Linked DNA regions of Homo sapiens: region 1 is linked to region 2. The links are chromatin contacts, found by Hi-C or POLR2A ChIA-PET in ENCODE. All regions are on one chromosome and are shown on one strand. Each heading gives the region's core, a stretch centred on a gene start or an enhancer-like site at or near the end of the contact. The rest is flanking DNA. Distances are from core to core; before and after follow the strand shown.

Region 1 (6,232 bases), core at 2,904-5,403, 54 kb after region 2:
GAGCATGTTTTTGCCAATGGCAGTCTATGCCTGGCTGCTACAAGGCCTTCCTTCTGCTTCCTGAGGAGGAGAGAGTGGGTGGCAGCAGGGCAGGGCAAGGCAGGGTGGAGCAGAGCTGGTCTGCGATGCATTTCCCCACCAAGGTTTCCAAGTTCCCCCAAAGCTTGGGGTACCCCTTGCTTTGCCAGTGTCTTCCTCTTTCTGGTCCTGGGGCGCCATCCAACTCATCTCCACACTGCTGGCTCCTTAAGGTGGGGGTCTCAACTCCAAGGCCAGCCTCCCAGGAGGCCCTCCCTGCCTACAGCCAGCCCCAGCCACTCCGCGCCTTTTGGGGATCTGAAAGATCTCGCTCCCGTACTAGCAGGTTTGTTGATTGACTGTTGTCTCTCACACCAGAATGGAACCACACGGGGTACAACCTGGTCTCCTTACCCTGATCCCAGTGTCTACAGTGGTAGGAGCTCATCGAACAAGGGGACAAACTCATGACTAGCTGACCAAGCCTGTCACCGTGGTAGGGGCCAGGGAGAAAGCTGGGAGGTCCCTGCCTTTGCCCGCATGCCAGGGCTTCTCTGGGCAGGCACCACGTCCATCCCACCCTACTCCGCGCTGTGGCTGTGCCTGCAGCCTTAACCCGCGGCCTGCCAGTATGGTGGCCCGCGTGGGCGACTGGCCTGGGCAGCTGCTGGGCGGGGCTGGAGGGTGGAAGGCCAGCAGGCGGGAGACACCCCCCACCCTCTTCCCTGCCAAGCTCAGGAAGAAAAGTGGACCCTGGTGGCTCCCTCTAGGCGTGGCTGCTCTGACCCTTGGTGGGGTGGGTGCCTTCCTCTGGAAGCTCTGACATATTGGGGGAAGGAAGTCTCAAGAGTCCACAAAGGTGGAGGTAGCTTCAGAGACCAACTGGAGGCCCTCACCTGTCCCCGCACCTTCACTCCATGGCACACCTATGGCTACTTCCCAGGGGTCCGCACTCTGGACAAAGTGTTGGTCCCTGGCTAGGACCCTGCAAAGCCAGAGGCACAGAAGGAAGCAGAGGCTCTGGGTGGGCACTGCCCATGCTAGGGGCCCTGCACAGAGCCCCTGGTCCACCAGAGGAGCCAGAGGAATTCTCTGCTTGATTGGAGACACTTCCCAGCAGGCCTGGCTGCAACCACCTTCTCTGAGTTACAATTTGACTGAGTTGTATGGAATTCAAATCCAGATGGAAGGAAGTGACAACGTCAAGTGCAACACTAGCTGTGTTTTGTCCAAAACGTGGGCCAACGAAACTATCTCCAGGAAAACAAATAAGTCCCTTTTCTATTTTTTTTTTTTTTTTTTTTGAGACAGAGTCTCACTCCATCGCCCAGGCTGGAGTGCAGTGGTGCAGTCTCAGCTCACTGCAATCTCCACCTGCCAGGTTCAAGCGATTCTCCTGCCTCAGCCTCCCGAGTAGCTGGGATTACAGGCATGTGCCACCATGCCCGGCTGATTTTTGTATATTTAGTAGAGAGGGGGTTTCACCATGTTGGCCAGGCTGGTCTCCAACTCCTGATCTCAAATAATCCACCCGCCTCAGCCTCTCAAAGTGGTGGGATTACAGGCGTGAGCCCCTGCGTCTGGACTGAATATCCTTTTTTTTTTTTTAGACGGAGTCTCGCTCTGTCGCCCAGGCTGGGGTGCAGTGGCGCAGTCTCGGCTCACTGCAAGCTCCGCCTCCCAGGTTCACGCCATTCTCCTGCCTCAGCCTCCTGAGTAGCTGGGACTACAGGCGCCCACCACCACGCCCAGCTAATTTTTTGCATTTTTAGTGGAGACGGGGTTTCACCGTTAGCCAGGATGGTCTCGATCTCCTGACCTCGTGATCCGCCTGCCTCGGCCTCCCAAAGTGCTGGGATTACAGGCATGAGCCACTGAGGCTGACCCTTTTTTTTTTTTTGAGACAGGGTCTGTCTCAAAAAAAGGGTGTGTCCCTATCACCCAGGATGGAGTGCAGAGGCTCAAGCACGGCTCCCCGCAGCCCCAACCTTCTGGGCTCAAGCAATCTTCCCACCTCAGCTTCTCAAGTAGCTGAGACCACAGGTGCAGGCCACCATGCCCGGCTAATTAAAAAAAAAAATTATTTTTTGTAGACAGGGTCTCACTATATCGCCCAGGCTAGTCTTGAACTCCTGGGCTCAAGCGATGCGCCTGCCTTATCTTCCCAAAGTGCTGGGATTACAGGCGTGAGCCACCTTGCCGGGTTAAATATCACTTTTAAGGAAATGATCTTCTTACCCAGCTTTCTGGTGTGTGAACACACAGAGAAAGCCTGGCCTCCAATTGTGGGGGCCAACGGAGTGAATGGGAAGAGTCGGGGGACAGTGTGGAGTGTGAGGACAAGGAGACAACCCCCAAGGCAGCGGAGAGAGGGAGTATGGAGCCGCCCTGGGGTCACCTACAGGTAGGTCCTGGCTGCCTCTCTAGACACCTGCCCTGCCGCAGGTCCGGCCAAGACCTGCACAGGGACTCCGGGCCGGCTCCCCCAGGATAGGAACTGCGCCCAGGAGTGCTGGTTTGAGGCAGGTTCCAGCCTCCACTGGGGAAGTGAGGGGCAGGAGGTCCCAGCTGAAGGTCACTCAGGTTGCAGCGGCGTGGCCCTCTCGCCTCCGCCCAGCACCCAGGCCAGCTTGGGCACCCCCGGCCCGTGGGGCATGTCCCTCCGCCTCAGGCGAGCACAGACCGAGCCCTGCCCCTCCCCAAACACACCATTGCGTCCCTGCGCCCGCAGGCCTCGCTGGAAGCTGCCTCCCCTGGAGACCACCCGGCCGACTGTCCAACTTCGGGGCCCCGGGCTTCCCGCTCCCCGCCCTGCCAAGGCTTGAGTCTCTCCCACTGCGTGGCCAGGCGTGGAGGGCCGGCCGATCCGACCCCGAAAGACGTCTCAGCGCTCCACGGCCCCGGGGCGGAGGTCAGGGGTCTCGCCGGCCCGAACGCCGGGCCCCGCGGGGCCGAAGTCCTGATAAGCCACCTGGCAGGAGTGGCTGGCAGACCGGCTGCGTCTGGGGCACCGGGCGCCGCCCCTCCCAGGCCCGAAGCCCCCGGCCCGCGCAGCAGGGACACTCCGCCAGGGGCCGGCGGGCGGGGCGGGGCCGGCGCGGCCGGGAGCCGCGGACACTCGGCCACCGAGCCACCGGCCACGGCGCAGCGGGGGCCGCCGGGCTGCGCCGCCAGGGTCACGCGACGCGGTGCCCGTCTCGGCGCAGGGTCCCTGGGCGTGGCCGCTGTCCCCCTCGTGTGTGGGACCCCAGGTCACCGTGTGGCGTCCCGGTAGTGTGTGGGACCCCAGAGGCGTCCGGGGCCTCCCCGCTGTGTGGTGTCCCACCCTGGGAGAACCCCGGGTGCGTGGCGTGGCCCCCCGGCCGCCCCCAGCTGGTTTGCGGTCGTGGCGGGGGCCTGTGGGTTTCTGGGCCCCGACGGCGGCGAGACGGGCGCCTTCCCAGCGGCGCAGGAAGCGGCCTCGGCCGGAAGGGGGGCCCCGGGCGCCACCGCCGCCTCCGCCTCCGCCCGCGCCCAGCGGCCCTCGGCGGGCGGGGCCGAGCGGGGCCGAGCGGAGTCGAGCATGGCCGAGCGTAGCCGAGTCCCGGCCGAGCGGAGCCGAGTCATGGCAGGGCGGGTCCGAGCGTGGCCGAGTCCCGGGCGAGCGGAGCCGAGCGCGGCCGAGTCCGGGCGGGGAGCGCGCGTTCCTGGAAGAGCCCGGCTGGGGAGCGGGTCACATTCTTGGCCAGCGCTAGGGCTGAGGCGGACGCACGGCAACAAACAGCGCGGGGGGCGGGGCCGGCGCGGGGCGGAGCGGGCGGCGCGGGGCGGGGCGGCGCGGCGGCGGCGTGAGCTCAGCGCCGGGCGCTCAGTCCGAGCCGGAGCGAGCCGCCGGGAGGATGTGCGCCGAGCGCCCCGAGCCCCGCGCCGCCGCCGCGCTCTGAGGGCCGCGGGCGAGAGGCGCCTCCGCCGCCCCGGAAGCCGGGCGGGCGGGCCGCGGAGCCGGCGGGCGGGCGGGCCGGGGGCCGGCGGCGGGCGCGACGCGGCCGGCCAGCGCCGCCGGGACGAGCCGGGCGGGCGCCTCGCGGTGGGAGGAGCGGGGCGGCGGCGGCGCGCCGCGCGAGGACGGCCCGGCGGGCCCCGCGCCCGCGCCCCCGCTCCTCCCGGGCCCCTCGGCCTCGGCCGCCGCGGCGATTCGCGCCTCGCGGCGCCGGCACCTGCCCGCGCGCCCCCCGCGAGCCCCGGGCCCGCGAGCGTTGGCGTTGGCGTTGGCGGCGCGCGCCGGGGCATGCCCCGCGCCTAGAGCCCGGGGGGCGCGCGGGGGACGCGCGGGGGGCCCGGGCGGCGGCGGGCGCGGCGCGGGGCGCGTGGATGTGGCGCCGGGCCCGGGCGGCGGCGGGCTCCAGCGGCGGGACCCCTTCGCCCCGCCCGCCTTCCCCTTCGCGCCCCCGGGCGAGGCCGCGGCCGTGATCGGCCGTGAGCCGGCGGCGGGGGGCGGCCGGGGTCGGGGCCGCGGGCGCCGCCGGGGCGCGCGGGGCGGCGGCGGGGGCCGGGGGGGCCCGGGCGCGCGGGAGCGGGAGCGGCCGGGGGAGCCGGAGCGCACCATGGAGGCGGCGGCAGGCGGCCGCGGCTGTTTCCAGCCGCACCCGGGGCTGCAGAAGACGCTGGAGCAGTTCCACCTGAGCTCCATGAGCTCGCTGGGCGGCCCGGCCGCTTTCTCGGCGCGCTGGGCGCAGGAGGCCTACAAGAAGGAGAGCGCCAAGGAGGCGGGCGCGGCCGCGGTGCCGGCGCCGGTGCCCGCAGCCACCGAGCCGCCGCCCGTGCTGCACCTGCCCGCCATCCAGCCGCCGCCGCCCGTGCTGCCCGGGCCCTTCTTCATGCCGTCCGACCGCTCCACCGAGCGCTGCGAGACCGTACTGGAAGGCGAGACCATCTCGTGCTTCGTGGTGGGAGGCGAGAAGCGCCTGTGTCTGCCGCAGATTCTCAACTCGGTGCTGCGCGACTTCTCGCTGCAGCAGATCAACGCGGTGTGCGACGAGCTCCACATCTACTGCTCGCGCTGCACGGCCGACCAGCTGGAGATCCTCAAAGTCATGGGCATCCTGCCCTTCTCGGCGCCCTCGTGCGGGCTCATCACCAAGACGGACGCCGAGCGCCTGTGCAACGCGCTGCTCTACGGCGGCGCCTACCCGCCGCCCTGCAAGAAGGAGCTGGCCGCCAGCCTGGCGCTGGGCCTGGAGCTCAGCGAGCGCAGCGTCCGCGTGTACCACGAGTGCTTCGGCAAGTGTAAGGGGCTGCTGGTGCCCGAGCTCTACAGCAGCCCGAGCGCCGCCTGCATCCAGTGCCTGGACTGCCGCCTCATGTACCCGCCGCACAAGTTCGTGGTGCACTCGCACAAGGCCCTGGAGAACCGGACCTGCCACTGGGGCTTCGACTCGGCCAACTGGCGGGCCTACATCCTGCTGAGCCAGGATTACACGGGCAAGGAGGAGCAGGCGCGCCTCGGCCGCTGCCTGGACGACGTGAAGGAGAAATTCGACTATGGCAACAAGTACAAGCGGCGGGTGCCCCGGGTGAGTGGCCCCAGGCCTGGGAGCTGGGGAGGATGCGCTTGGGGTGGGGGCCCCTTCTGGACTACAGGCTCTGGTCTCCGAAGGCTGGGACCTGTGCTTCTGCCGTGCCCCATGTCTCCAGTCTTCGCTTTGTTTTAGGGAAATTCAGAGTGTTCCGACTGGCAGGGCCAGAGAGTTTGGTAGGAAGGCCCTCCTGCCCGTTCCCCAGGACGAGCCTGGAGTGCGGGCTGTGGCGGTGGGGTGGGGGGCCAGGCCTGGTGTGTGGGGAAGGCCCGCAGGCCCACAGGCATTGCCCAGATAGGAAGGCACAGGCCTCATGCTCCCGAGAAAGCGGCCTGCCCCAGGTCAGGGAAGTTAGGTCCAGCTGGGCCACGGCCCGGATGCCTCAGGCCCAGGTCTTTCTTGGGGTTGGGGTGAAGGTGGCTGTCCTCGCCCCGAAGGCACCCAGCCTCGAAGACGGAGGGCTGCCTGCCTTTGGGCCCCAGGAGACAGAGCTTGGGTGAGGCGAGGCCTGGTTTTGTTACTGGCTCCCGCTCCCTGTTTGGTGCCTTGAAGTTTTGGGACACAGACACAAAATGAAGCCAGGTGTCCAGGCTTCAGTGGCAGGGGCCCGAGACTTGGCGGCTCCAGCACTGTGCTGGTTGGTCTCCCTGGGCCTGCCA
Region 2 (6,433 bases), core at 1,285-3,784:
CCCTGTGCACTGCACTTTCAAATCCTGGGCCTGGTCATTGAGAGGATGCCGGGCCCGTGGTGGGGCAAACGGGAGTGTGTGGCCCCCAGGCTGGAGCTGTTGGCGCAGCCTCTGGCACAGGCACTGCCCCCATGACGGCATCCCCACCCCCAGGTTCTACGCGGCCGAGATCTGCATCGCCCTCAACTTCCTGCACGAGAGGGGGATCATCTACAGGGACCTGAAGCTGGACAACGTCCTCCTGGATGCGGACGGGCACATCAAGCTCACAGACTACGGCATGTGCAAGGTGCGTGCCTTGGACCGCCTCCCCTGACCATCCCGCATGTGCGTCTCGGGGCGCCTGTCCCGCGGGGTAGTGTCTACAAGAACCCTCTCCCAGTAACTTTGCCCCCACAGGAAGGCCTGGGCCCTGGTGACACAACGAGCACTTTCTGCGGAACCCCGAATTACATCGCCCCCGAAATCCTGCGGGGAGAGGAGTACGGTGAGTGCCGCTGCCCTGGCCCCTCTCGGAGCACACAGGGCCAGAGATGGCTTCGGGCCTGGCCCAGCAGCCAGGGAGAGGTGTCCTTGACCATCTTACACCCAAAAGCCACACACTGTCTTTCCCAGCCGGATGTCATCATCTGGCCTCAGCCCCTTATTTGAATTCTGGAAAACCTCCCATGTCCACTTGAGCAGCTCCTTGGGGAGGGCACTGCACAGGATTCCTCCTGCCAGGGAGCCCCGGGGCACAGGGAGGGGAAAGACACAGAAAGCGGGGGTGGGACAGGGTGCAGCACCTGAGTCCCCGTGCTGCACGAGTGGCTGGGGGAGAAGCTGTTGTCTGGGGAGCCCCAGGGGGTGCAGGAGCGTGTGGACAGGACCCCACAGGCCCTGCGGCTGAGGACGCCGTGCACACCAGAGTGTTTCTGCTCCTCTCCCCTCTCTGGGCGTGAAACGGGGACATGGGCACGCGTGTGCAGCCGTGTGTGCGTGTGTGAAACGGGGACGTGGGCACGCGTGTGCAGCCGTGTGTGCGTGTGTGAAACGGGGATGTGGGCACGCGTGTGCAGCCGTGTGTGCGTGTGTGAAACGGGGACGTGGGCACGCGTGTGCAGCCCTGTGTGCGTGTGTGCCGTTGGGCTGAGTGTTCGTGTGTCGGGCATCCATGTGTGTTGTGTGCACATGCATACTGTGTTTGTACACACTCCACCCACTTCTGCATCCTGGTGTTTTCAATGAGGCATGCATGGTGTGCCTTCAGACATTTTTACACATTTTTTTTGCCATCAGAATGGGTGTGGGGCAGGCAGGGCGGGCAGGTCACTCGCCGCTGGGATAACTGGGCTCCCCAGCGGCCACAATGGAAGTCTCAGTAGCCAGAGAAGGACAGACAGCAGATTGGAGGACTGGAATATAGTCTAGAACCCAGCTTGGGATGGGGATTCCGTGTGGGACAGCGGCAGCGTCTCACCTCAGCAGGGACCAGGGGGACTTCCGGGGACGCAGAGACAGCTGCTGTCCTTGGGCAAAACGGGTCAGGGTCTCCCACCCCTCATTCGCTGGAACACATTCCCAACAGGTTGACTACTTGAACCTTTTTAAAAAACAAAATGGCTGTAGAAGGAAACACAGGAGAGTATTTCCGTTACTGCAGCGAAAGGGCTTCTTCAAGCTTAGTTCTGTAGAAGCAGAAACGAGAGAGGAGGGTCGTCCGCAGGTTCCACCAGTGCCTCGTGCCGGTGTGGTCACAGGTGCCCTGGCAGGACCGACAGCCCAGAGGCAGCCTGGGAGACCTCCGTAGTGTCAGGGACGGTGGCAGGGAGGCCGAGCTGCCAGGTGGAGGTGCTGGTTCTGTTTGGGAAGTGGAAGTCACAGAGGCCTGTGTGCCGCCTGCTCAAGCCTGGCTCACACTCGTGTCAACTGGGCATGAAAACCAACGCCAGCCAGGTTCGTCCTGCTGCCGGCCCATGTGGCCCCACTCGGTGATGGCTGTGTGCTCTCCCCCAGGGTTCAGCGTGGACTGGTGGGCGCTGGGAGTCCTCATGTTTGAGATGATGGCCGGGCGCTCCCCGTTCGACATCATCACCGACAACCCGGACATGAACACAGAGGACTACCTTTTCCAAGGTGCGTGCCCCGCTGTGCGTTCGTACCCCTCACCTGCACGACTGTCTTCCTTCCTTTTCAAAGGTGCAGGTGGAGGGGTCCCGCGGGTGCCTGGAGCGGCAGTGCCATGCAAAGCGTACCGGGAACCATTCCTCCTGGCCAGACCCTGTGTCACATGCCACTCCCCGGGCCGTGGGGTGGGGTTACCACACCTGTGGGTCAGCAGGAAAGAGAACCTGTCCCCATTCAGCTCCAACTCCCTCCTGCCCTGGCCAGCAGCACATGCTGGAGCCCCAGCATGTCCTTGACCGAGGCTGTACCGAGCTGAAAGCACAGCCCCCACCCCCAAAACCCACAGCCACCATCATGGGCTCCTTCCCACCTGGAGGCCCCGGGACCTGCTCCTGGTCTGGAATTCAGTGCTGTGGGGATGTGGGATCTGGGAACGCGGCTGTCTCCGCGGTGCCCTCTGGTGGCCAGCCTGCAGAGGCACCCGTGTACCTGCGATCTTGGGGCTGAGGAAGGGGAGCTGCTGGTTCACGTCCGATCCTACGACACGTGCCAGCGCATGTAACCAGGAGGCCCAGGGAGGACCCGGCGGGACTCCGGGTTATAGATATTGCTGGGCTGTAGGAAGGGAGGGGCTCCGGGGCCCCAAGGCTGAGCTCCCAAAGCTCTTGCTCAGAGTCAGAGTCTGGGCGGCACTGGGCAAATGGCACACAACACAGGCAAGTCCTCACCAGGCTCCGCCCTTGCAGTGATCCTGGAGAAGCCCATCCGGATCCCCCGGTTCCTGTCCGTCAAAGCCTCCCATGTTTTAAAAGGATTTTTAAATAAGGTACGTTTCTGGCCATGCTGACAAAATCTCGTTTGTGGCCTCGGTGTTGGTGGGCAGAGGGCCAGGCACGGCTGTTGGCCATTTTTTCATGTCGGCTGCTGTGTATCGGGTGTGTGGGTTGATTTTCCGCTTCAGTATTTGAGCTCTGTGTTCTGTGAATCGTCCGTTTTTACTCACACCTAACAAAATGAGAATGTGTGCCCAAGGAAAATGGAACGGAGCTTAACGTACGGGGAAGGAACTTTCAATAAAGGAAACATCTGATTTCCACCACCTGGGTCAGAGCATCGGGGGAGGGCTTGTCAGCACTGGGAGTGGCCACCAAGGAGAGGGGGTCATGGGGCTTCCGGGATGGGGCTGACTTGTCCTTGTTTGAACTCTGACCTCCAGGACCCCAAAGAGAGGCTCGGCTGCCGGCCACAGACTGGATTTTCTGACATCAAGTCCCACGCGTTCTTCCGCAGCATAGACTGGGACTTGGTAAAGCATCACAAAGCCTATTTGCACCCCCATCCCCATCCCAACCCCAAATCTACCCAACCCCCATCCCAACCCCAACCCCAATATTCACCCAACCCCCACCCCACCCCATCCGAACCCCAATATCCATCCCAACCCCAAATTCATCCAACCCTCACCCCACCACCAACCCAACCCCCAGCCCAACTCCCACCCCAACCCCCAACTCAACCCCCACCCCAATATCCACCCAACCCCACTCCAACCCCTACACCCCCAACCCCTCCAACCCCTATAATCTGGTGGACAGAGCCGGGGCTGTGTGGGCCGGGTGGGCTGTGTGAGCTCGCGCACCGCCGGGCTGGTCTTTGACATGGCCCCACTTGCGTGGAGCCAAGGCTCCTGTCTCCCAGAAGGGTCAGCTGGGAATGGGGGACCACCCTCCAGGGCCCCGAGGAGGGATGGGGAGACACATTTCGTCCTCCGGAGCCAGGAGAGTGAGGGGCCGGACGAGCTCGGCCCATGGCGCTTCCTGGCAACCCTCGACTGTGCTGGCTTGGTGCCGCCAGGAGCTAGCGGCACATGCGTCCTGACCTGTGAGCACATTGGCTGTTGGTTCCACAGGGATCTGATAGTGGGGGCCGGCCTAGAGAAGGGCGTTTGCTTTGGTTTCATGGCCGGTTTTATCAGCAGTTACTGGACAGGACCAGCAGTCGCAGCGTTCACGGCTTGAGCTTTAGCGTCGGGTATTGAAGGAGAGTGAGTCTGTGGACAGGGTGCGACGTACACTGGCTCGATTTAGGAATCTGATTTCGGTGGTGTGTGAGCAGGGTGCATTCGGTAGAAACTACTTTGAGTTTTGACCGTTCCCCAGCTGGCCGTATGAGGTCAGTACTCTCCTGTGATGAGGGGCGGTGACTGCAGCCCCAGCGGGCCACGTGATCAGGAGGGGGCCGAATGTCCCGAGGGGCTCTGCGTGCAGGGGGTTTTGCCGGACTGTAGGCTGGCGTGTGTCTGTCAGGTTAAGGCAGGTAAGGCTGCGCCGCTTGGTCGTGGGTTCTGTGTGGAAGTGCAGTCTCCACCCAGGATGTTTCCAGCGCCGCTCGGTCGTGGGTTCTGTGTGGGAAGCGCAGTCTCCACCTAGGATGTTTCCAGCACATGGAGGGTTTATTGGGAGGTGACCTTGTCTGAAGCTGAGGAGCGTCTGTGGAATTTGTTTCCAGCTGTGTAAATGGTTGCAGAGCTACTGAAATAAAACCTTTAAAATACACTCTCAAGGAAAAAAGCAGATTGGATAGCTCGTTCAGTGCATTTTGGAGGAGGTTGAACTGAATCAGGAGAAAGCCCAGCTCTAGCTCTGTCCTCCACCCCACCCAACTTTTCCAGGCAGCCTCGGCCAGCGTGGGAGGTCACTCCCTGGCCCCTGTGGTCAGTGGGGGCCCTTGTCCACACAGCCCAACAAGTCACTTTCTAGTCGAAGGCCTTGCTTTGCCTGTGCATGTGTGGGACCGTGGGGGAAGGTGGGGAGTGAAGTGGTCAGAACGTGCCCACACCCCTTCCTACATACAGCCCTTCCAGAGCCCAGCTGGGCTGCTGCCAAACTAGGACGGGGCCATTCTCTGTCGTGCGGTTGTCAGATGCACACACTTAGAAATGTTCTGAGCATAGGCACCTGCCACGGAATCACCTTCGCAAATTCTTCATTTAAATTTATGCCTCTGGTAGCATAAGGGAGAAGAGATCTGCCTTTGGTTCTAACTGTCAGTCATCCTCACGCCCAGGCCGGGGTTAGAGGTGGCGTCCCTTTTCTCTGGCTCAGGCACCCCTGGCCTAGTGGGGTTACTGGTGGCGTTCCCCTATCTCAGGCCACACCTGGCCTAGCTGGTGTTAGTGGTGGCATCCCCTTGTCTCTGGCCCACAGAACCCCTCCGGTCCACACACACACTCAGGTCCAGGTACCACCCGGCTGAACCCGTAGCAGGTGCTTAGTAGAATTACGTGAGGAGCCAGCATCCCCGCTCCCAGCCACCTCCCCTCGCCCGTCTCAGCTCAGTCTCCCCCGTGCCTTTCCCACCCTCTCTCTTCCAAGCCCACCACCGTATGGGGCCCACCAGCACCATGGGATCCAGGGAGAGCCCGATCCTGGGTGCAGCCTTGGTGCCAGCCGGGCCCCTGATCTTGTCTCTCAACCACTCTTGGTTTACCGGGAGTGGACAGATGAGGACAGATGGCTGCCTGTGGAGTGACGGGCTCCTTCTCTTCGGAGCACTGTCTAATCTGAGTGTGAGTCCAACCCTGCCCGAGCCGGAACTCAAGGAGACCATGAAGCCACCCTTGGCCTCTAGCTGGGAGAGGTCTGCGTCCCTGCAGCGAGCACGCCAGGTGATCTCTGGCACACACTTGCCGCGGGCTGTCTCTCGGAAGGTAGTCAGCGGCCCTGGCTTCCCACCTGGGTCCCACCACTGCAGAATCACCCCCGTGGCTGCCCACAGGGGCGGCTTCCATCACCCTGCTTCTTCCTGGCTGCTGCGGGCTGTGTTGTGACTTCCATCCCAGCCTGAGAGGCCTGCGAAGGGCTTGCCACCGACTGCCAGCCCTGCCTCTGCCACCGACCGCCGGCCCTGCCTCTGCCACCGACCGCCGACCCTGCCTCTGCCGTTTCCTTGCCACCCATCAGCTCTTGAGGCTTTTAGGAAGAAGTGTGGCTGTTTTGGCCAGATTGCTTTAGCTGTCCTCAGCAGGGTTGGTGTGGGGTCACCACCACCCCCATGTGACCTTGGCAGAAGGAAGGTCCTCCTCCCATTCACCCAACGCCTGCAACTCAGTGGTTCTGAGCAATCCCAGAGTTACATGACGTCATCGCGATCACTTTCATCACCCTGTACCCAGAGAAGACCCGAACCCACTCCAGCCTCTCCCCACACCCTGCAGTGGCTGCTCCGCCAGGCTGTGTGGCTCTGCCTGGTCTGCACATGTCATGGAAGTGGACCTGGGCACACCGCGGCCTTTCGTGCCTGCCCTCCCCTCAGCATTGTCTCCACA

What was found. Hi-C counts contacts between places; a loop is a spot of excess contacts on that map. ChIA-PET counts read pairs that join two places held with the same protein, here RNA polymerase II (POLR2A). Pooled maps may share reads with other maps.
Region 1: a loop to region 2 is called in a pooled map, with 2.0 times the contacts of the local background. The contact joins the promoter of SKI here to the enhancer-like site in region 2. A Hi-C loop is called at or near these places in 2 of 168 maps with a recorded cell type or tissue (B cell and posterior cingulate gyrus) and 10 of 50 pooled maps. POLR2A ChIA-PET finds 5 or more read pairs at or near these places in 17 of 52 experiments (AG04449, AG04450, BJ and 13 more).

What each region holds. Positions count from the first base shown.
Region 1 is chr1:2,224,166-2,230,397 of GRCh38, forward strand. SKI (SKI proto-oncogene) reads left to right here and starts at 4,154. Exons shown (of 7, transcript NM_003036.4): 1 at 4,154-5,570. The coding sequence starts at 4,602. RefSeq lists enhancers at 220-720, 2,075-2,895 and a silencer at 3,215-3,984.
Region 2 is chr1:2,171,902-2,178,334 of GRCh38, forward strand. It overlaps PRKCZ (protein kinase C zeta), which reads left to right. Exons shown (of 18, transcript NM_002744.6): 12 at 154-289; 13 at 400-487; 14 at 1,996-2,115; 15 at 2,853-2,932; 16 at 3,323-3,412. Among named protein-coding and RNA genes, the nearest start is that of PRKCZ-AS1, 8.8 kb to the right of the region's middle. RefSeq lists a silencer at 1,945-2,111 and an enhancer at 3,665-4,273. Within about 2 kb of position 2,535, at least 7 of the 41 ENCODE cell types and tissues checked have a DNase peak (open chromatin) inside an H3K27ac peak, as active enhancers do.